3 separate regions of the Homo sapiens genome follow, and all the other regions are linked to region 2. Evidence: read pairs that join two places in POLR2A ChIA-PET (ENCODE). Cell type or tissue: OCI-LY7. All regions are shown on one strand. Links, peaks and the distances in the headings refer to the core of each region. The heading gives the core; the rest is flanking DNA. Region 1 overlaps REEP3 (receptor accessory protein 3). Region 2 holds the start of LOC124900287 (a long non-coding RNA gene). Region 3 holds the start of LOC105378329 (a long non-coding RNA gene).

What was found. ChIA-PET counts read pairs that join two places held together with the same protein. Peaks named below come from ENCODE experiments on the same cell type or tissue, not always from the same donor. Only the 100,000 strongest peaks of a DNase experiment are listed, where the experiment ranks them.
Region 1: POLR2A ChIA-PET joins it to region 2 with 6 read pairs; 8 of 35 experiments call an interaction of 5 or more read pairs at or near these places.
Region 3: POLR2A ChIA-PET joins it to region 2 with 9 read pairs; 30 of 35 experiments call an interaction of 5 or more read pairs at or near these places.

What each region holds. Positions count from the first base shown.
Region 1 is chr10:63,589,183-63,596,348 of GRCh38, reverse strand. It overlaps REEP3 (receptor accessory protein 3), which reads right to left. Exons shown (of 8, transcript NM_001001330.3): 3 at 1,495-1,571. It overlaps LOC105378329 (a long non-coding RNA gene), which reads left to right. Exons shown (of 4, transcript XR_001747467.3): 3 at 253-345; 4 at 4,481-4,567. Among named protein-coding and RNA genes, the nearest start is that of REEP3, 71 kb to the right of the region's middle. In OCI-LY7, for the core only: no CTCF peak of the experiment used is centred there; no DNase peak of the experiment used is centred there.
Region 2 is chr10:63,257,537-63,264,702 of GRCh38, reverse strand. It overlaps JMJD1C (jumonji domain containing 1C), which reads left to right. Exons shown (of 26, transcript NM_032776.3): 3 at 1-52. It overlaps LOC124900287 (a long non-coding RNA gene), which reads left to right and starts at 3,316. Exons shown (of 2, transcript XR_007062158.1): 1 at 3,316-6,045; 2 at 7,012-7,166. In OCI-LY7, for the core only: no CTCF peak of the experiment used is centred there; DNase peaks (open chromatin) are centred at 1,782, 3,652 and 4,115; H3K4me3 peaks cover 5,000 bases; H3K27ac peaks cover 5,000 bases.
Region 3 is chr10:63,620,728-63,627,553 of GRCh38, reverse strand. It overlaps REEP3 (receptor accessory protein 3), which reads right to left. Exons shown (of 8, transcript NM_001001330.3): 8 at 2,426-6,741. The coding sequence ends at 6,685. LOC105378329 (a long non-coding RNA gene) reads left to right here and starts at 2,441. Exons shown (of 4, transcript XR_001747467.3): 1 at 2,441-2,735. In OCI-LY7, for the core only: no CTCF peak of the experiment used is centred there; no DNase peak of the experiment used is centred there.

The DNA of each region.
Region 1 (7,166 bases), core at 1,368-6,367, 330 kb before region 2:
AGAACTTGGAAACTTCGATGTAGCACGGTTGGGGATCTGTGCTCTGTCACTTAAAAACAAAGAGACCCCCCACAACCAAACCCCTATACCAAAAATATAACAGATAAATGAATGAGCTTTGGGGCACAGGAAGGGAAATTTTTACAGTATTTCAAATCAGAAGACAGATACAGTGACGTTTGCAAATAAGGGAAGGTTGTTAAAAATATTTTAGTATGAAGACTTCTATTTTTTTTCTTGCAAATCCAATAGGACCTAATGTGCCACATGAACAGGAGAAGAGCAAAATGGGAAAGACAGCTTAAGGAGAGAATAGTAAAGGTTTGAAACAGACCCAGACAAAATGTAAGTAGACACTGACCAGGAGCAAGTAAAAAGAATGAGGTTCAAGCTGATACCTATGTGAGCAGCTGATTAATTTTTTCAGCTGAATTTAGCAGCCCAGTTAAAGAAGTAAAAAAGAGTCATTTTAGCTGGGTGCAATGGCTGATGCCTGCAATCCCAGCACTTCGGGAGACCGAGGCAGGCAGATCACCTGAGGTTGGGAGTTCGAGACCAGCCTGGCTAACATGGTGAAACCCCGTCTCTATTAAAAATACAAAAATTAGCCAGGCCATGGTGGCATGTGCCTGTAATCCCAGCTACTCGGGAGGCTGAGGCAGGAGAATCGCTTGAACCCGGGAGGTAGAGGTTGCAGTGAGCCGAGATCGTGCCACTGCACTCTAGCCTAGGCAACAGAGCAAGACCTTGTATAAAAAAAAAAAAGAAAAAAAAGACGAGTAATTGTTAGGCTAATTTAGACAGAAGGTTTGTGCGTCAAGGGCAGATGAAGATATCAGCAAGGTAGTAAACCAAAATATTTTGAAAGGAGAAGTTCTCAAAGTGATTGCAGGGTTTAGATGGAAATGCACTACTGAAATACACCACAGGGAGATTTGAGTTGTCCAGTTAAGTACTGCTCCTTGGTAAAATGTCAAATCCCTGAGGATATAAACACACTTTAATTTTGCCTCGTCTATTTGGAACAGAGCAGCCAGGAAGCTAGTGCTGAGTGGGTGTCCACGTGGGTGCTGACGTTTTCCAGTTCAAATGTTTGTAGATGAGAGTTTTAAGGATAGGATAGGGAGGGGTGCTAAAACCAGATGCTGTGGGCTTCAAAAGTGGAGTCATTTAGGAAGTGATACAGGAAAATGTTCTGAAGTCATCAGTGCAGAAAAGGATGATGACAATCAACTTTCCCTATTCCAAGATACTGGGGGAAGGTGTGTGGGAGGTGAGCAGGGAGCGGCGTATGGGGAGGAAAATGAGCTGCCTTTATTTGATGGGGACTAAAAGGAAAGTAGTGTTCTATGGGAAAGCAGATGACAAAAACAAATGGGTGGATAATTAGGTAACCTGATGAAAATCACTCAGTTAATAGCAAGAGCAGGATAAGAACTTAGGACACCTGATTATGAGTCTGTAGTCTGGCCCCTTCTCAATAGTAAAACTTACCAAGCAACTGTTTGATCGGCTACTGTTTCAATCACAGTATAGAGAGCAAAAACAATCCAGTACATCATCCATCGAACCTGGAAATAATAAAAATACTCATGAAACAACAGATGAAAATTATTTGCAACTCTGAATAATATGTATGTATGTATGTATTTCTGGATTTCATAATAATTTCATATTATGTATGTATTTCTGGATACATAGTATGTTGGGTCAAACGCAGAAAGTGATGGTTTAATTTTCAACAGGTTTTATGTTTGAGTTCTTTACATTACTACATCAACAGTCTTGGGATAGCAGGAGCAAAGATTAACAAATCTCTGGGACTTGATACAATATAATCTAGGAATCTAAATCAAGGAATTGGGAAAACAGGAAATATTTTTCTTAATTGGAAGAAAGTTCTTTAAAAGACGTTATCTACTTGCTTCTTTATGAAGACTATAAGTTATTTATTTATTTTTATTTTTTGTAGAGACAGGGTACGCTGAAGTGCAGTGGTACAATTACGATCATGACTCACTGCAGCCTTGACCTTCCAGTGCAAGTGATCCTCTTGCCTCAGCTGCCCGAGTAGCTGGGACTACAGGTGTGCACCACCACACTTGGCTAAATTTTTTTTGGTTTTTTTTTTTTTGTAGAGATGAGGTTTTGCCATGTTGCCCTGCTGGTATCGGACTCCTTGGGCTCAAGCTATCTGTCCGTCTCGGCCTCCCAACATGCTGGGATTGCAGGCATGAGCCACCATGCCTGGCCTTAGCTATTTAATTGTTACATAAATAATATAGTATAAGACTATATTTAATCTTTATTAGTCTTTAAAATTTTATATTCCTTATTTCCCAATATATATAAATTGTTCAGAAAGCAAACAACAATCCTGGGCTTCTTACTTCTATTAATGATGCAGCCATAATGCTAGTTACCCAGGTGGACAGCATAAGGTTAATCTTCTTCCTCTTCCCCTGATGTAAGCCTGTAATCTCTCACACATCTTTCTCCTTCTTCCACTCTAATTCCACAATGGTAGTTCAGGACGTTTTAATCTCTTCTGAGTCAGGGCATGCTGAATGGTCCCTGGCACTCTGCCTTCTCTTGGGACCTATCCTTCTCATAGAAGCATGCCAGATTAATGTTTTCTGAGTTAATTCTCCCAAATTTATATTTTTTCATCGACCTCAGTACACAGAGTTTCTTGTCTCTCAAGTGCACTGGAGTTTCACGTACGATTAAAATCTCTGCTTTTCTGTGTAGTAATAACAGCAAATACACAATGCCATGCCAACCAGGGGGCGAGGAATTACGTTGATAAACATATAACATAAATTAATTCATTTAATCCCTGTAACAACCTTTACAAAGTAGGAAATATAATTAATTCCATCATCGATAAGAAAACAGTGGCACAGAGAGGTAAAAGAGAAGTCATTTGGGTAGGATTTCTGTCCAGGTTGCCTGACTCTGGAATTGCTTAACCCATTATACCAGGCAGAGAGAGAAGATGTGAGAAACTGCCCAATGTAGGGTCCAAGGATGACTACCACTTTCCTTGTTCTCACCTCATGAGTGACAAAAAAATTTAGGTCCTTATATATAACTGGGAAATTGACCTATTAGTTTTAATACAGATGCTTGTTTGGGTATTTCGCAGGCAATATAAAATGATAACTCAAATAGCTTTTTCAATTGTCTATTTACATGAACAACCCAATAGAAAATAGCCATGAATAACTTCTGAAGCAATTGTAATGTGAAATATGAATACCCGCCTCGGCCTCCCGAAGTGCTGGGATTACAGGCGTGAGCCACCGCGCCCGGCCCCTCCCTACCTGTTTCTAAAAGAGGAAATGATGCTCTTGTATGAGTTCATTCCCTCAGTCCTTCCAAATCCAAACACTAATTTAGTACTTTCACTTCTCAGCTGTATTCATAAGGTTTTTGTTTTTGTTTTTGTTTTTTGAGACAGAGTCTTGCTCTGTCGCCCAGGGTGGAGTGCAGTGGTGCAATCTCGGCTTACTGCAACTTCCACCTTTCTAGTTCAAGCAATTCTCCTGCCTCAGCCTCCTGAGTAGCTGGGATTACAGGCGCACGCCACCATGCCTGGCTAATTTTTTTGTATTTTTAGTAGAGACGGGGTTTCACCATGTTGGCCAGACTGGTCTCGAACTCCTGACCTCAGACAATCTGCCTGCCTCAGCCTCCCAAAGTGCTGGGATTACAGGCATGAGCCACCGCGCCCGGCCCATAAGGTTATCTTTTAGAGTCAATCCTGACTATAGGCCTCCCTCCTAAAAAGAAACGAAGGAAAAAATGACTACAAACTGAACCGTGTGCTTTTTTGTTAAGCTAGCAGGGATTTGGGGAATCATCATGCTTTTTTAAACTAAACAACCCTTTACCGAAAACAAAAAACAAAAAACCCTGTAAATACATTACAAGAGAAACTGTTCTGGCTGAGTCTCTCATTTATACTGCCCTAGACTCTTGGGGAGACTCTAAGAAACCCTTGTGTTCTATGAGAAGGGTTTGAAAATAAGTAATATGGTGAACTCCTCTCATTTTACAAAGGGCCAAAATCAATAAGTTGCTCAAGATCACTGCACTAGGAAATGGCTGAAGGAGGAACAGTCCACCTTGAAGCCCAAAGGATGCAGCTTTTTAAACAAGCGGCTGCCATCAGACCAGTCTCTCCAGTTCTCTAGGATTTCCTGGCTCTCTCCCTCTCCAGTACTCAGCACAGAGACCTCAGTGTACATATTATCACCTCCTTTCCCAGGAAAGTGGAGGCTTAAGTGAAATATGGCTCACTTCACAGAAAATTTAATAAATTCACAGAAAAATAAAAGCATTTAAGTAACTACTTTCTATTTTTCATTATTTCACGTTTTCATTATTTTACAACTGTGTTGATGGTTGTGATCTTCCAAGGGGATAACAACTATAAGTAATGCTCCACAAATTGTTTTAATTTACTTGTTAATAGGGTTGAGTAGAGGCAAAAGGACTGTACAGACGGTAGCCATTTGCTGACATTCCCTGAATGACGAATTGTGGAATGAATTAGAGCTGCTGCACATTCTGAAGATTTCAAAAGTAGCTGTGCTTCAGTTAAGTGCTTATTCAATTTTCAGATGAAGTCATCAAATTAATTTTAAAACTCACAAAATAAATATGTGCTTTAAAATATATGTTTTTTCCTAAGAAAGTAAAAATTATCTGTTTAGGTTGTGAGAATATTTAATAGTGTCAAAAATAAAAGAGAGAGAAAAGGCTTCAACTTTTAGTTAAATACCCAACAGCAAACTATCTAATCAATAGGGTATTTCTAGGCATTTTCCTGGTGAATTGACTACAGTTCTACATATGCAAACCCCATGGCTTTAATTTGTCTTTAATTAATAAATTCTTTGACAATTTGGTCTCTTGAACCTATGATTTTTTTTGTTCTCATCAGAAATATGAACCTTAAATATAGTTGAATACAGGCAAAAATTAAATAAATTCAATGACCATGTATTATTCATGGAAGCAACCATAAAGAAAGTTAACCTTGAAAATATATTGCTTTCTTTTTTTCCATTAATGTATTTGGTTGGGAGTTTATACCAAATGATTACTCAGTGATGCTTTTATTAAAACTACACCTCAAGGCCATTCAGCCTGCTGTTTAAGGTTTTGCTCAAAAGAAATAGCAGAAAGAAGTCAAGGTCAAAAAAAAAAAAAACAAAAACAAAAACACAAAACCTAAATGTATGTGAAGATAAAGGAAATATTCTTTAGATCAACAAAAAACATTGATAACAGAATGTAGTATTAATACCAAAAAATTGAAAGGAAACCAATACACTATCTTATAAACATATGTAACCAAATATAATATAAAGAATTGCTGTTAAAATATGTAAATAGAAGTCAGTAATTTATCAAGTGACTTTAATAAATCACAAATCACCTTTTAAGCTACTGGGAAAAAAGGTTACTAACTTTATTGATAGAAATATATTATCGGGGAAGTGAGAACAAATCGTATTTCTTTCCAGTTCGGAAACAATTGGTAAAATCAACAAACTGTTGTTTAGATATCTTCACAAGAACAATGAATAATGAGAAAGCTATACCCAATATTTCCTTAAAAGTCCCTTTGGCCCTTGTCAATCTACAAGTCCCCCATTCCCAGTGGTGCACAATTTCAACCCAGATGACAGTTCATTTTCAGAAAGGGGGCTTGTATTATAGGAGGCTCACATAACATAGGAATTGCCTGAATATTCTGCACCTCCCTTCTATGTAGCCTAGTCGATAACTATACACAAGTCAAGGAAAAAAAAAAAATTTCCTTGATCCCAGAGAACTTAATTATCCAACAAGGTGAAGTTTACACCTATAAGCACTAAGATGGGGACACATGCACATATACCCTCCTTTTCATTAATCTTTCATGTAAAACATAATTTAGTCAATTCTTGAGGACTCAGGTGGCAACATTAAAAATAACACTCACTGATTCAACTGTAAGCAAATCCTACCTGCCTCATGGCATGGGAATAGAAACATAAACATGATAGTTCCATTCTCAAGGATTCAACATTTCACTGGGCAGAAAAACAAGTAAATAACCATGATTTTTAAAATGCGTGAGTGCACCTGTAGTTCAAGCTACATGGGAAGCTGAGGTGGAGAACTGCTTTGGCCCAGGAATTCGAGGCCAGCCTGGGCAATATAATGAGATCCCGTCCCTAATTTAAAAAGATGTTCTGGGCCAGGTGCGGTGGCTCACGCCTGTAATCTTGGCACTTTGGGAGGCTGAGGTGGGCGGATCACTTGAGGTCAGGAGTTCCAGACCAGCCTGGCCAACATGGTGAAACCCCCTCTCTACTAAAAATACAAAAATTAGCCGGGCATGGTAGTGCGTGTCTGTAATCCCAGCTACTTGGGAGGCTGAGGCAGGAGAATCGCTTGAACCCAGGAGGTGGAAGCTGCAGTGAGGTGAGATCATGACACTATACTCCAACATGGGCAACAGAGCAAGACTCCGTTTCCAAAAAAAAAAAAAAAAAAAAAAAAAAGATGTTCTGCTGTTCTTAGTACATTAGACGTCCTAGCTCCCAGTATGGGTCAAAATCCCAATATTTGGAGGAAAGCTTACTAAAGGGATTATTTATAAATCTGTGTGCAAGGTTCAAGAACACCAATAAAGTATAGTGGCGTGCCCCTGAGCAAGCCACTGCAGGAACTGGTATTATATCTAGGTGAGAAGGAGGTAGGGGAGGAAAAGGCTTCCTGGAACCCAAAGATGGTAAGCAGGTGAGAGCCACGGTCACAGCTAACTGGTGGTGGCAGTGAGGGGGCTAGGAGAACAAATATTGTGACCTCATGCTTTTCCTGTCTTCTGATCTTGTGCAGGGGCCTCTCATGGGCCAAACCCAAAGGAGGCCAGAGATGATCCAGCCTGTATAGACCAGTCTCCTGGGCCATAAGCAGCCGGGCAGAGAAGTATGGAGAGTGGAGGAAAAGCTCCACTGGAGGGGAAAATAGAAGGTTCCAGCACTACTAAACCTGTTAGCCCTTTGAAACACCCAGAATAGAAATCATTTTTCATTACCTCGTCAGCTCAAATGACCATCACCTCCTGTCTGGATTATTTCAGTGGCATCCTAACTGGTCACTCC
Region 2 (7,166 bases), core at 1,015-6,014:
AGATAAGCAACTGGATTTTTTAACTGAAGATAGTGCCTTTCAGCCCTACCAGGTAAGAAATTTTAGATTACTTTTTAAAATTAAAGGTTAATTAAACTTTATTGATATTCAGACATTCTTTAAACAATATTCTTTAAATATCATTTCATCTAACTTCTAGTTGTGTGAAAAACCCAATGAATGCAGTCAGTTGATTTTGCTTATAGGATAAACGATTTATTAATTCAATTAACAATATATACTGAGAACCTACTATGAGCCAGGCAGTGTTCTGTTGCAAGGAATACAGAAGTAAACAAAATAAAGTATCTGACATTCTAAATAATCATTATTAGAAAATAATTGGTTAAATATTAGTATAAATTGTCTTCAATGCTAAACGTTAAGAATTGGGTAAATTAATATAATTAAATGAGATTAGTGTTTATGTATACCTATCAGTTTAGCATAATAGTTCTTTTTTTAAAGGGGAAATTTTTTTAGATTGTCAGTAATTGAATGATTTTATATATAAATTTCAGTTCTCCATTATTGCAATTTAAATACAAATACATTTAATTAGGAAAACATTTTCCAGTTGACTATTAGCTTTTAATTATGTGAAGAAACTCATCAAAAGTATTAAGCTAAATATTTTTTAAGATTGTTGAAATTACCAGTTAATTTTTTCAGGTATAAGTAAAGCTCACAGAATTGTGTGTGTGTGTGTGTGTGTGTGTGTGTGTGTGTGTGTGTGTGTGTGTATGTGTATTTTTTTTTTTTTTTTTTTCCGTGATGGAGTCTCACTCTTTCACCCAGGCTGGAATGCAGTGGCACGTTCTTGGTTCACTGCAACTTCCGCCTCCTGGGTTCAAGCAATGCTCCTGCCTCAGCCTCCAGAGCAGCTGGGATGACAGGCACACACCACCACGCCCAGCTAATTTTTGTATTTTTAATAGAGATGGGGTTTCACAATGTTGGCCAGACTGGTCTCGAACTCCTGACCTCAAGTGGTCTGCCCGCCTCGGCCTCCCAAAGTGCTGGGATTACAGGCGTGAGCCACCACACCTGGCCTTCATTTGTATATTTAGAGTTTAGGTTGAATTAAATGGATATATTATAGATTTCTTTTTACTCAGATGTTTTAAAATAATACAGTAATTGCATGGAAAGAAAGGATGAGTGAACCAGTTTAAATTTTTTCTAATGGAGTAAAAAGTTAATACTATTTTATTTCAGACTTGTTACTGTTTTTCAAAAATAAAATGTAGAGCTATTATTTCCATGGAGAGAACAAGAGCTTGTGTTAATGAGCAGTTATTTGTTGTGCATGGATTTGTAATACTTAGGGAATTAGAATAGTTCTCTTAGGTCCACCAAAATGAGATGTTAGTTCATTTAGTGTAAACATTATTTCATGTTTTGAAGTCTATATAGATGTGCTCTTGTCTTTCCACTTGATTTTTCTTGTTTCTTTAAAGGACCTAGTTTTTTTGTATTGTTAGCTTTTGTTCTTTGTTTATAATATTTATTTCATAGCAAATCCCAATTTAATAGTGGAGGTGTTGGAGCTTTTCCCTGGGGTTTTATTTTGTTAATTGTGAATACCATTTAGTTTACTACAGACCTTATCATTTCATTTCCCCCAGTCAGTTAGAGGGAGTTAGAGTAGGTGAATCTAGGTGAAATCAAAGGAACCTTCCAAATCTTAATGTTTTAATTCTGTGGTTGTATTATTAGCACTTTTGGAACCAAGTTTCAGCTTGGATTTGGTTTAGAGAAGTGAAATCGTTATGTAGAAATTACTTTTAAAAATAAACTCTTGCCAGGTGGCCTAAAACTCGACATGTTTTTGAAAATTACAATGATTGAAAGAATATGCTGGGGGAGAGTGGGGGGGGTACCCTAACTTTTTTTAAAACAGTTTGAGAGGCATAAGAGCTAAAGTCTTAACGCAGTTTAGTGAATTGTATGTTTGTCTCTGTTAGTAAGCTATTTAATCTGCTCTGCTAGTGTATATACTAAGTCACCCTCTGGCCTAGAAGGATGCCATATCTTCCAGAAGTGAAGTGATTGACTTGACATTTTAACCATTGTGTTTCTGAAAAATGTGAATTCCGAGTTCAAAGAAATCAGTAGGAATTAACATGAGAGCACTTGATTTGGGATCTAGCATACCTTAGTTTTAGAATTTCTTACGAATTTTAGACTAAGTGCTGGTTTATAGCAGAGCTTTTCTATGTGCATTTTTTATAGTTAGGGTTTTTAAATAAGATCAGGTTATAAATATAAAAATATTTTCTCCCATGTGTAAATGATAGACATTTATCTTATTTTGAATGAAAATTTACTACAGATACCTAAGATGGTTAAATTTATTTATTTAAATAAATCTTATGAAATACAGAAATGTTCTAGAAAGAAGAAAAAAAAATTTAGAGTTCGTGTAATTACAATGGCTCTATACCAGATTGATTGTTTTCTAACCAGTTGTCCAAGCAGTACATTAAATTCCTTAGCTTCTTAAAATGGCAGCTGTTACTGGCATAAATTTTGTAAATAGTGCCTTGACCTATCTCAACCTTAGGGTAACCCTCTGTAAGTCAAGGGGAGTTTGGGTACACTTGAATAAGCTTTTTAATTGAGCTTATTTCTTTCTCACTTTTTAAAATTTCATGAGGCAGTTTCTTAATATGGATGCTAATTATCCTTTATAAACTTTTTAAGTAGGTGGGGGAAAATTCTCTTTGGAAATGGCCTTTGTGTATATTATTTTTTAGTCTAGAGTGGTAGGTACATGTAAGTTTTTAAAATTTCCAGAAATGATGCTTTGCTGTGAATCTAATTAAATGTTTTCAGTGGGAATTCCCAGTCTGCCACCTTTATCCTTGATTTCTCAGCATTTTATTCAGTAGCAGTATGTTTTTCTTTAGTTTCCTTTACAAGTTGCACAGCCTTATTCTTCATTAAATCAGAATGATAAACTAAGGTAGTGGTTAGGAAACAGATGAGTCAGGATTAATACAAGTCCTTTCACTTTTAAGTCATTGGTTTGAAGCCCACTCTTTTCTCTGAATGATTTGAATGTATTGAATATCAGATAGCAAGTATTAAGTTAGTTAACCTGGTCAGCTTTTTTTCTTCTTCTTCTTTTTTTTTCTGTCGCTCAGGCTGGAGTGCTGTGGCACAATCTCAGCTCACTGCAACCTCCGCCTCCCGGTTTCAAGAAATTCTTCTGCCTCATCCTCCTGAGTAACTGGGATTACAGGTGTGCACCACCACTCCCAGCTAATATTTGTATTTTCAGTAGAGATGGGTTTTCGCCATGTTGACCAGGCTGGTCTTGAACTCCTGACCTCAGATGATCCACCCCGCCTTGGCCTCCAAAAGTACTGAGAATACAGTTGTGAGCCACTGCGCCCGGCACTGGTCAGATTTTTGGGTGACGTTTAGTTGGGTATTCCAGGATGCAATCATTATATATTATAGTTTTTAGTATTTTGGAAAGAAACATGACTAAAAAGAGAAATTGAACCAACATTTTCAGAGAGTATAATGGATATATATTAATTAGGCCACTGAAGCAACAGGCCTCGATATTGTTAAGTGTCTTTCTCCTTCCCTGTGCACACAAATAAGTTTCTACTTCCTCCTTTTAGGTTTCCTGATCATGCCTGGCTACACTTAACATTCTTTGAAGTAGGGGGGAAGGGAAAAGGGAGAGGAAGCAGTGGGGAAATCTGCAGATTCTACTGTGTTTTTTAGCTAGCTGGGAAGAAGGAGGAGAAAATAAATTATTGCTTCTTAAAGGTACTTTTAATAGTTTTTTGTTACGCCAGGCACGGTGGCTCATGCCTGTAATCCCAGCACTTTGAGAAGCCGAAGCGGGCGGATCATGAGGTCAGGAGTTCGAGACCACCCTGGCCAACATGGTGAAATGCAGTCTCTACTAAAAATACAAAAAAAAATTAACCGGCGTGGTGGCGGGCGCCTGTAATCCCAGCTACTTTGGAGGCTGAAGCAGGAGAATCGCTTGAACCTGGGAGGCAGAGGTTTCAGTGAGCCGAGACCGCGCCACTGCACTCTAGCCTGGGCAACAGAGCGTGACTACATCTCAAAAAAAAATAGTTTTTTTTTTGTTGTTACTATAATCTCTGTGGTATTGTTGCTTTACTTTGGAGTATGATTATAGAAGTTCAAAAAAACTTTCCATTAAATTTTGATAACAGTTTTGATCACATTCACATAAAAATTTTGATAATGAAATGAAATATTTAGCTTTTAGCATGATTTTGAAATCATTTTATCATGGATTTTGGCTACTGGCCGTGCACACACCTACAGTTTTCAGGTTGGGGTTGCTTCATAGAGAATGTGGAAGAGATTATTTCTTACCTGAAAGTTGTACATGATTCATACCAACTAACCTGGCTTGGTCTGGCTTGTTAGTCCAGTATTTTTAGGCATCACATTCCTCTTTGCTTTTAAATGTAATAAAGAAATAAAACAAAGGTCACTAGTTAAAACCGTTAGAGATTTGATACGGAATGTGGTTGTCCAAAATTATACCGCATGTTTATCTTACAGTATATTAAAATTCATTGTAGTAATGAGGTGTTTTCCCTAAAATAAGGTAGAATCATAAATCCTAGACCTGAAGGAATGATTCCATTAGAAGTTCTGGATCCCAGCTACTCTGGAGGCTGAGGCAAGAGAATCACTTGAACCCAGGAGGTGGAGGTTGCAGTGAGCCGAGATCACACCATTGCACTCCAGCCTGGGCAATAAGAGTGAAACTCTGTCTCAAAAAAAAAGTTCTGTATCATAATGAGCTGATAAAGTTTGGAGATAAGACTGTTAATACTACAGTTCTATCATTGTAGAGTATGGACATTGAACTACAGTACTTTACTAAATACTAAATACAGTACTGTTGTGCTGTGAATTGCTGGTTGAAGGGAATGGGTAGAACAAACCTGAGTATTTTCTTAGTACCTGGACTAAAGATTGCTTAAAGACTTAACCAGAGAAGACTCACACATTGTCTAGTAAATGAATGTGTCTGGACTGTGCCAGATTGTTTATCTATTTCTGTAGTCTTTCAATGATAGTTTTTCCAGTTTGAATCCATTTTAACCCATATTTCTTTCATCATTGATCATATAAATTTATTGGCTGTGGTTTCTGAATATCCCTAAGGTAATTGTTGCTCAACACATCTGTTTTACTAAAAATAGCTCAAACAGTTGCCTAGGGTAAGTTTGCAGTAGTTTAGGGAGTAGAGTGTACCAGAGACATGTATTTTTTTTTTCTCCTAAATTTGTGTTACTGTCCTATGGCATTTGGAATTGCTTCACAACCAGGATGGAATAATGCAAATAAGGTGAAATTTTAGCCATTAGTCAGCCAAGGTGAACAATTTAACCAGTTGTTTGGTCGTTACTAGACAAATGTTGTAATTTGTTGAATTAAATATTTGACATAAGTGGTCCACTGACAAAGTTTGAAATCTTGTTGATAGAGGTTTGTTTATAAGCAGATTTATTTCTCAGGGTAATATGATATTACTAGTAGTTTACAGAAAGAAGTAAACAGAACTTCCTGTTACAGTGCTTTGTATGGTGGAGAAGGGACTTGCTTTTTCAAACTTTACCTTCACTTCAGCTTATAGTACAGACAGATCACTTTAGATTGTTTTAAAAATGTAACATTTCTATAGTGTGAATGAGAATTTGACCTGGTACAGTATTTATTAGTATACTTCCGTAATTATTTTTGTCCTACAGTTCCTTTCAGATTTGTCATTTTCGTGGTATCATGTCACTGCTCTAGCATTACTTTTTACCAATTTCACGGCTCCCTGCTAGTTGTTTAATGATTTTTTAAAGTTGATAAAAGTCTTGTAAGTAATGATCTTTATCTTATTGTCAAGAAGTTTATAATCTATGATAAGAACTGACATAAAAAATGACTTCCTTGAAGTAGACTGGATTTAAGGAGCCTGAAGTAAAAACTTCCGAAATACAAAGATAGGAGAAGTCAATAAAGACTGAAATGGTTAAAGAAGTAAGTGAAAGGATGAGGTGGGGTTGGTGGGGTGGTTGGTGGTGGCGGTGGTAATGGTAATCCAGACATTTGCCAGGAGGAACAGCATAATTGGTGTTGAAGTATTTTAGGGGACAGTAGAATGTCAGCTTAGCTAAAGAAGAGAGTTTATGAATAGAATTAATGCTGGATACACATGGTGTGGGGTCAGACAAAAGAGGAAAAGATCACTAAGCACAGTTCTCAGGAGAGTAACAAAATTATCTGTGTAACAATGGCATGTTGGTTATTGTAAATATCAGAAGCAGCTAATTGATTGGGTCTTCACTAGAACCTTTTAGAGATTCATTGTAGCATAATGGTTAAGAGCATGAATTTTGACATCAGTTCAAGCAAACTTAGTTTCAAATTTTACCTTTAGCATTTGTTAGCTAGTTCACATTGGGAAAGTCTCAGCTGCTCTGAATAAATGGTTTCCTCAACTGTAAATACTGTCTACCTCAGGGTTGTTAGAAAGATTAAATGAAATGATACAGTAAAGAGTTTATAGTACAGAAACTGCTCAATAAGAGACATATTGTAAATTTCCCTTTTCATAAATGGTATCTTAAACCTTTTTCGTGGATATTTGAAACTCCTTTCTCTTCCTACCATTCACACACTCATTGACTATTTCTCTGCCACCATCTGCTGCTTACTTCTAACAATCTTTCTTACTAGTCTTCCCTAGAACTCTTAGCATTTTTTTCTCCAGCTGGTGCTAAACAAACTTTTTCAACTCTCAATATAACCCATAGACAGTGTATAATAGAACACGTTTTTGTAGTAGTGTTTTTTTCTTCTCCCAGTTTTTATGAAGAATAAGTAGGTAAGATTTCATTGTGACTTCTTAAACTATTATTTTAAGAAAATGATATTAGAAAAGATGACAACAAAACTGTACTGTGGTGGTATCCTTTACAGCACACCCTTACCTTTTTTCCACAGGGAAAGTCATGTACTCTACTTGTTGCTGATAGTTATTTTTCTCTCAGAAAGTAGAAGTGATATTCAATAAGGTACAAAATTATTTTTCTTTGTTTGGCTCTGGGAAGACACTTTGTAGCTATAATACTAAGGTCTAGAAGTCCCCTAAGCATTAA
Region 3 (6,826 bases), core at 1,827-6,826, 360 kb before region 2:
TTTGTTTTTGTTTTTGAGACAGCATCTCACTGTGTCACCTAGGCTGAAGTGTGGTGGTGCAATCACAGCTCATTGTAGCCTCAATTTCCCGGGCTCAAGCGATCCTCTTGCCTCAGCCCCGCAAATAGCTGGGACTACAGGTGTGCGCCAGCCACCACGTCCAGCTAATTTTTGTATTTTTTATAGAGATGGGGTTTTGCCATGTTGCCCAGGCTGGTCTCCAACTGTGCTCAAGTGATCCGCCCGCCTCACCCTCCCAAAGTGTTGGGATTACAGGCATGAGCCACTGCACCCGGTCACAGGTTGGTCACTAGTGAGTCTCTGCGTATTTGTAAAATCGGGATGATGCCTCTTCGCAAAGTGTGAAAACAAACATATACTACTGTTGGTTATCACAACTGAATGTAAGGGGCATCACAAGCCTTATAAAGTATTAATTCTTCTTCCAAATACATCACGTGCTACAACATCCCCTTTCGTTACAAGATAAATTAATAAAATATTTATAATTTCTACATACTGAATTTATGACTTTATATTTTGAAGTGGAGTTTCTTTTGGAATTTTTTTTTTTTGAGACAAGGTCTCACTTTGTCACCCAGGCTGGAGTGCAGCACAATCTCAGCTCACTGCAGCTTTGACCTCCCAAGGTTTAAGCAATCCTCCCAGCTTAGCCCCCCAATTAGCTGGGAATATGGGCATGCGCCACGACACCCAGCTAATTTTTGTATTTTTTCATAGAGATGGGGTTTTGCCATGTTGCCCAGGCTGGTATTGAACTCCTGGCCTCGAGTGACCCACTCACCTTGGCCTCCCAAAGTGCTAGGATTACAGGCGTGAGCCACCACGCCTAGCTTTTGGAATTTAATTTTAAGGATACTGTGATAGTTAATTTTATGTGTCAAATTTGGCTAGGCCATGGTACCCAGGCATTTGATCAAACAGTAGTCTATGTGGCTGTAAAGGTATTTTCTAGATGTAATTAGTGTTTAAGTCAGTAGACTTTGAGTAAAACAGATTACTCTCCATAATGTGGATGAGCCTCATCCAACGGTGAAGGGAGAATTCTACCAGCAGAATTACCTTTGTACTTGAAACATCAGCTCTTCCTTGGGTCTCTGGTGTATTGGCCCACCCTGTAGATTTTGAACTTGCCAGTGTCCACAATCACCAGTCAATCCCTTGAAATAAATCTTTCTCTACATATCTTATTTGTTCTTTTTCTTTGGAGAACCTTGACTAATTCAGGTACTTACTATTGACTCTTAGCACTACCATATCTATTGTAGCCCTCAAATTGAGAGTGACTTAAATTATGCTTAGCATTGCCATGGGGGAAATGCCCACATATACCCCATGTTTCCCAGTAGTTTAACATCCTGTCAAAACACATTAGAATTCAGCCAGATATTCTAACCTGGCTTCATTAACTCTCCTCACGCATCTTTTCCAAATCTCAGCATTAAACAGTGATTGGAAGAGAAAAACACAAGACTGATGTGCAAAAGCATCTGATCCTGTTCTCTCCCTTCACAACTTTCTTTTTATGAGTATTCCCCAAGGCACCGGTTGAAAATATAAGAAACTGTGGCAGTCCTAAGGGACTCAAGGTTAAAAGTCACCTTGAAAAATTTGCAAGGCTACTGAAAATGTAGTAAGGTTTCAAGAGTGAGATGGTCAGATTCAGGATGTATTCTGGAGATAAGACAGCCAAAACAATTTACCAATGTATTGGATGTAAGAGGTAGGGGAAGGGAACCAATAATTAAAAAACAAAAACTGCTCTGAGAGAACCACATGAATTATTCAATAGCCAAGAATAAATTCTAGAATAAATAATACTCAAATAATCCAAACATTGATTTGGTTGGTAATGGTGAATTCATTTTATTAAGAGCAAGAATTGTTTCCCTTAAATTAATTCTATGCTACTTTACTTGGATATAAGCATTGTGCAGAAACCTAACAGTGCTCTCATAAGAAGCAGGTAATCAGTGGATATTTTTGAATTAAAAAAAAAATAGATGCTGATTTGATTTGCACATAATGCCAAAATAACACGCTTGCCTTTTTCTCTCTTAATCTGGGATTGTAAGGTAAACAGTACGCATGGTGACTTTCCTGCTTTTGTTGAGCATGGTCCTTTAGTTATTTACACTTATAGACAATTATCAATCCTGTGCTTTAAAATTTCAATTCAAAGCATTGTCTTATAAAAAGCAGTTTAAAAAACGTTACCAAGGACAGACCATAAGGAGAGTGTTTTAAGACTAAAATACTGATGAGTAGGTAAAGGGGTAGAATGTTTTCCCAGGGAACAATTCATCAGCCTCTGACATGATGTTTGTTTTGTAAATCTCTTTTTTCAGAACAGTGAACGATTTAAAGGGAGACTAAAACACTGAAAAAAAATGCCGTTCATATATTGTGTTCTTTTGAATTTTTATTTATATTTCTAACCTCTTTAGATCATTACAAGTATATACCTCATAATGAAAATGAAAATAATTCCATTTAAAATGCTATCTAGAAAGACCTTAACACGCATTATGTGTCATAATGAAGTAACACAAAGAAACTTCTTAAAACATAGGATTTCTCTCTAAAGCTTAAATGTGAGGCAGACAGACGTCTAACTTTAAAACAGATGGAACCCCAGAACATTTCCAGGATACATAAATCTGAATTTTGTGTTACATTTTATGCCTGAGACAGCTAACCCATCCAAATTGATGGTGAGGATTTCTGTACTCATTGTTTTTCCTATCTTTCCTTTCTAACATCCAAATTTAACAATTCAGTATTTCTTTTTCATAATCCTATGGATGACCATACCAGAATGTTTATGATTTTCATAATTTGCTCTGTGATCTGTAATCCTAAGTGTGTGCATATATTTAATCAACACATAATAATAAGTAATACCAATTCATGGAATCCAACATATGTACTCTGGCATAAAAAAAGAAACGCGAATTGCCACAAATAAAATGAGTTTATTTTATATTAAAGTTATCAAAAAACACACCTGTAAAATTACCCACATACTAGGCTTAGAGATAGCCTTTTACAAACAGATTATTAAAAATCTGCAAACTTATTTTCTCTTAACTATTAAAGTACATAGATTTAAAAGGTGTTAGAAGGCAAAATGTTAAGTCATGGTCAATGTCTTAAAAAAGAGTTAATATAATTAAATCTGTAGCATACTACAAAAAGATTAAATCTTAAAAATATTTTGGGAAAAAAGCTATAATTTTCTTTCTGAAAAATTTAATCTTAAGTGATATTTACTAAGAAATATATACTGCAAACCACAATAACAATGATCTTCTCAAAATTTGCCTAATTGCTTCACAAATGAGTCAACTTACAAAGAAGAAAACACAGAAAATTGCTTTTAAATATATAACTCCTTAATTTTCCTGATAATCAAATGAAAATTTAGTCCATCCCAATTAATACAAATTAGACTCATGCTTAATGTAAGATATCATTATATATTTCTTAACAACATAAAAGTTCAAGCATTTTTGGAAAGCACAGACTGTGTTATTCTAAAAAAGGAAAAAAAAGAAAAAAATATTTAACCACAGAAATTTGGAATATTTATATACTTTATAACACTGTAGAAATCTTTGGTGGTGACATATGGAATAAGATCCCTGAAAATACTTTAATCATTTTGTCCCATCAATCAGTGTAGTCAAGTATTTATAATCAGTAATTTTGGCAGTATAATTTTTTAGCCAAATACACACACACACACACACACACACACACACACACACACACACATATATATTGTGAAGTATGTGAGGGGGATCTTATGCAGGACCTAGGTGGGCTTACATAATTAATTATTTAGCAATAAGGCTTATTTCTGGCTCCTTTTTATACCAGGAAAAAATATGGTAAACTAACGAATGGGTCAATTCTTACTCCTAAACAAACTCTGGAAATAGTTAAATACTAATGGACAAGTTGAGTAAATGTACAGCAAAATAAAATACCAGCTGCAATTTCTGTATAAACTCAAACATCTACCAAAATAGTTCCCTAAATAGGTTTGTGCATCTAATCCCGTGCTCCATGTGCTGGCAGAGGAAAAAGCAAGGCACTGTGGTCTATGGATACATTTACCTCTTTTAAAACCAGTAGACTTAAAAGGAGAAACAAAAAAAGATCTGTTCTACCTTAAAAGAAACAAAAATGTACAGGCTAATTAGACAAAGTTCAAAGAAAAGGGCCCCGCTAAAACACATGTACAGGAAAAGAACCAAAATTTAAGAAATGTAGAAGAGAAAGAAGAGTAAAATGATATCAACAGTGTATAATGATGTAAGGAAAGATATCAGAGGAAGCACTGTGAATGTGAAAAAGTGCAGTTAAACAGGACTTGTACTACCTCTTTGAGACTATCTTTGATAAAGAATTTTGAGTCTAGAAGTACAGAGTAATAAATAATTTCTTCAATTTAGAACAGTAATATGAGTTTACTAAAGAATAGGTTTAATACTGGGACCAGACTTTAGAGAGATAAAATGGTGGCTGGGTGCGGTGGCTCACGCCTGTAATCCCAGAAGTTTGGGAGGCCGAGGCGGGCGGATCACGAGGTCAAGAGATGGAGACCATCCTGGGCAACATGGTTAAACCCTGTCTCTACTAAAAAGACAAAAATTAGCTGGGCGTGGTAGCACGGGCCTGTAGACCCAGTTACTCGGGAGGCCGAGGCAGGAGAATCGCTCGAACCCGGGAGGCAGAGGTTGTAGTGAGCCGAGATCGCGCCACTGCACTCCAGCCTGGTGACAGAGCAAGACTCCGTCTCAAAAAAAAAAAAAAAAAAAAGGTAAAATGGTGCAAATCAGCTCCCACAGATAAAGTTCTTGACTCACATGACCTTATTAGGCAACTTCAGATGATACTGTCTTTGAGTAGGAAAGACAAGGACAGTGTAACAGTTATATTAAGAAGTCTAGTACCAGGTCATATAAATAAAACTCTGTTCCGATAATTTACAATTAGAATTCATAGAAATTTGGAATAGAAATTAGAGTCCTTCCAGAAATTAAGAGGCTAAAAATTAGGGTAAAGTAGATAGAGTTATTCAGAATTAAACGTTGGGAGAAGAAAACTGAATTAATTTTACTTGTTATATATGAAGAATGTGAAATAATCCATAAAATATTTTATGACTAGTATCATGAGACAATGTATGCATTATACCAAGGTACTCCTGTGTAAACATTATGTTCTTGGCCAATACTCTGAGGAAGTCCTGAATATACATTACCAGCTGGCTTCATTTCTTAAAAGGGAGACAGATCAAAGACCTCTCGAATCTCTCTCATCATTTTATCTTTTGGACAAACAAATAGAACAGTCAAGTAAATTACCTGAACAAGCATAATAAGTACAAATTTGATTACTGATCACTAAAACCACCAAAAATATATTGACTTAGGGTTCATAATGCATAGTTATCAGTTCAAGCTAAGAAAGCCTTAAGAATTCAATAACTCAAAATCTCTTTGAGATTTAAAGTTAAAAAGTAATATGTTTCTAATAATTTCTAATGTGCAGGATTAATGACAACTGTATTTTGCATTGGCAAATTATCTCAGCCAGAAGAGATTCAAATGATTTTCGTCAATGCCAGTTTATAAACTAGCAGCACATGTCAATGCCAAGCTTGTGAATGGATTGGCTGAGAAAAATTATATGAGTTAGAAGGGATCTAAGTGCTATACTGGTCACTGATTCTATTTCACAAAAGCTACCATTTTTAAAAGCTGAAAATGTAATTGGTGTTGACAAAAACATGTTAAGTTCAATTACTCTGTATAGCTAAATATAGAAAATTGGTTAATGTTTAAAGCAACTTCTTATTTGTTAAGAAGATAATTAAAAATAGTTAAAACTGAACAATTAGCTATACTTTTATATTATTAAAATCCAATGAATTTAACAAATGAAACCCACAGGAAAAGAGATGATATAATTCAAGGCATAGATTTGACATGTCAGAATACGGCAAAAACAATAAAGATAGCATCAGTAAAACAGTTGTAAAATAAGTAAACAATTTTCAAGTGTGCAAAACTAGTCAGGAATAAAAGTGCTATGTGTGGATACCTGGTTTTCAAATATTTGTTTCAAAAACTTTCAGCTGATGGTGGAAAAACTAGAAAGTATTATATAAGTAAAAATTTAAAGAATATATAAAACCTACTTTATTATCTTACATTATGTCCTTGTTATGTCACTGCTGAATCTGAGGCCTATTTAATTACCAGATACAACACAAAAGGAGGTAAACACAGTACATCACAAAGGCTGATTTATCCTGAACCGTAAAAAGGCTCCTTTCAAGTATACTGTGGATTTGTGTTTCATCTTATATCTCAGGCACTCTAGGCTGTTGATGAATTTGAAAACGGACAACATGATTTTCTATAATTTCTAATATACATATTTAGTACATCTTGCAGAACTGCCTTTAGTAGTCAATATTTGGAAGCAATTGTTACAGAAATAAAAACAATTTAAATTCATGAAAGTAAACCCCATCACTGCCACAATTTAAATAATCATTTTAATGTGTAAATCCTGAATATATCATGTTAGAAGATGAAGTCGATGTATTTAGCATAATCTGTCTTGGGATATTTGACGTGTAGATGACTAAAAATACACTTGTGGTCGTTTCTTCACTTTGTATTTTAGTGACCCGTACCGCACCTGAAGAGAGAAATGTTTTATTATTAAGAATTAGATGATTACTTTAAAAAATTACATCAGATTTAATAGTTCATAATCATAGTAA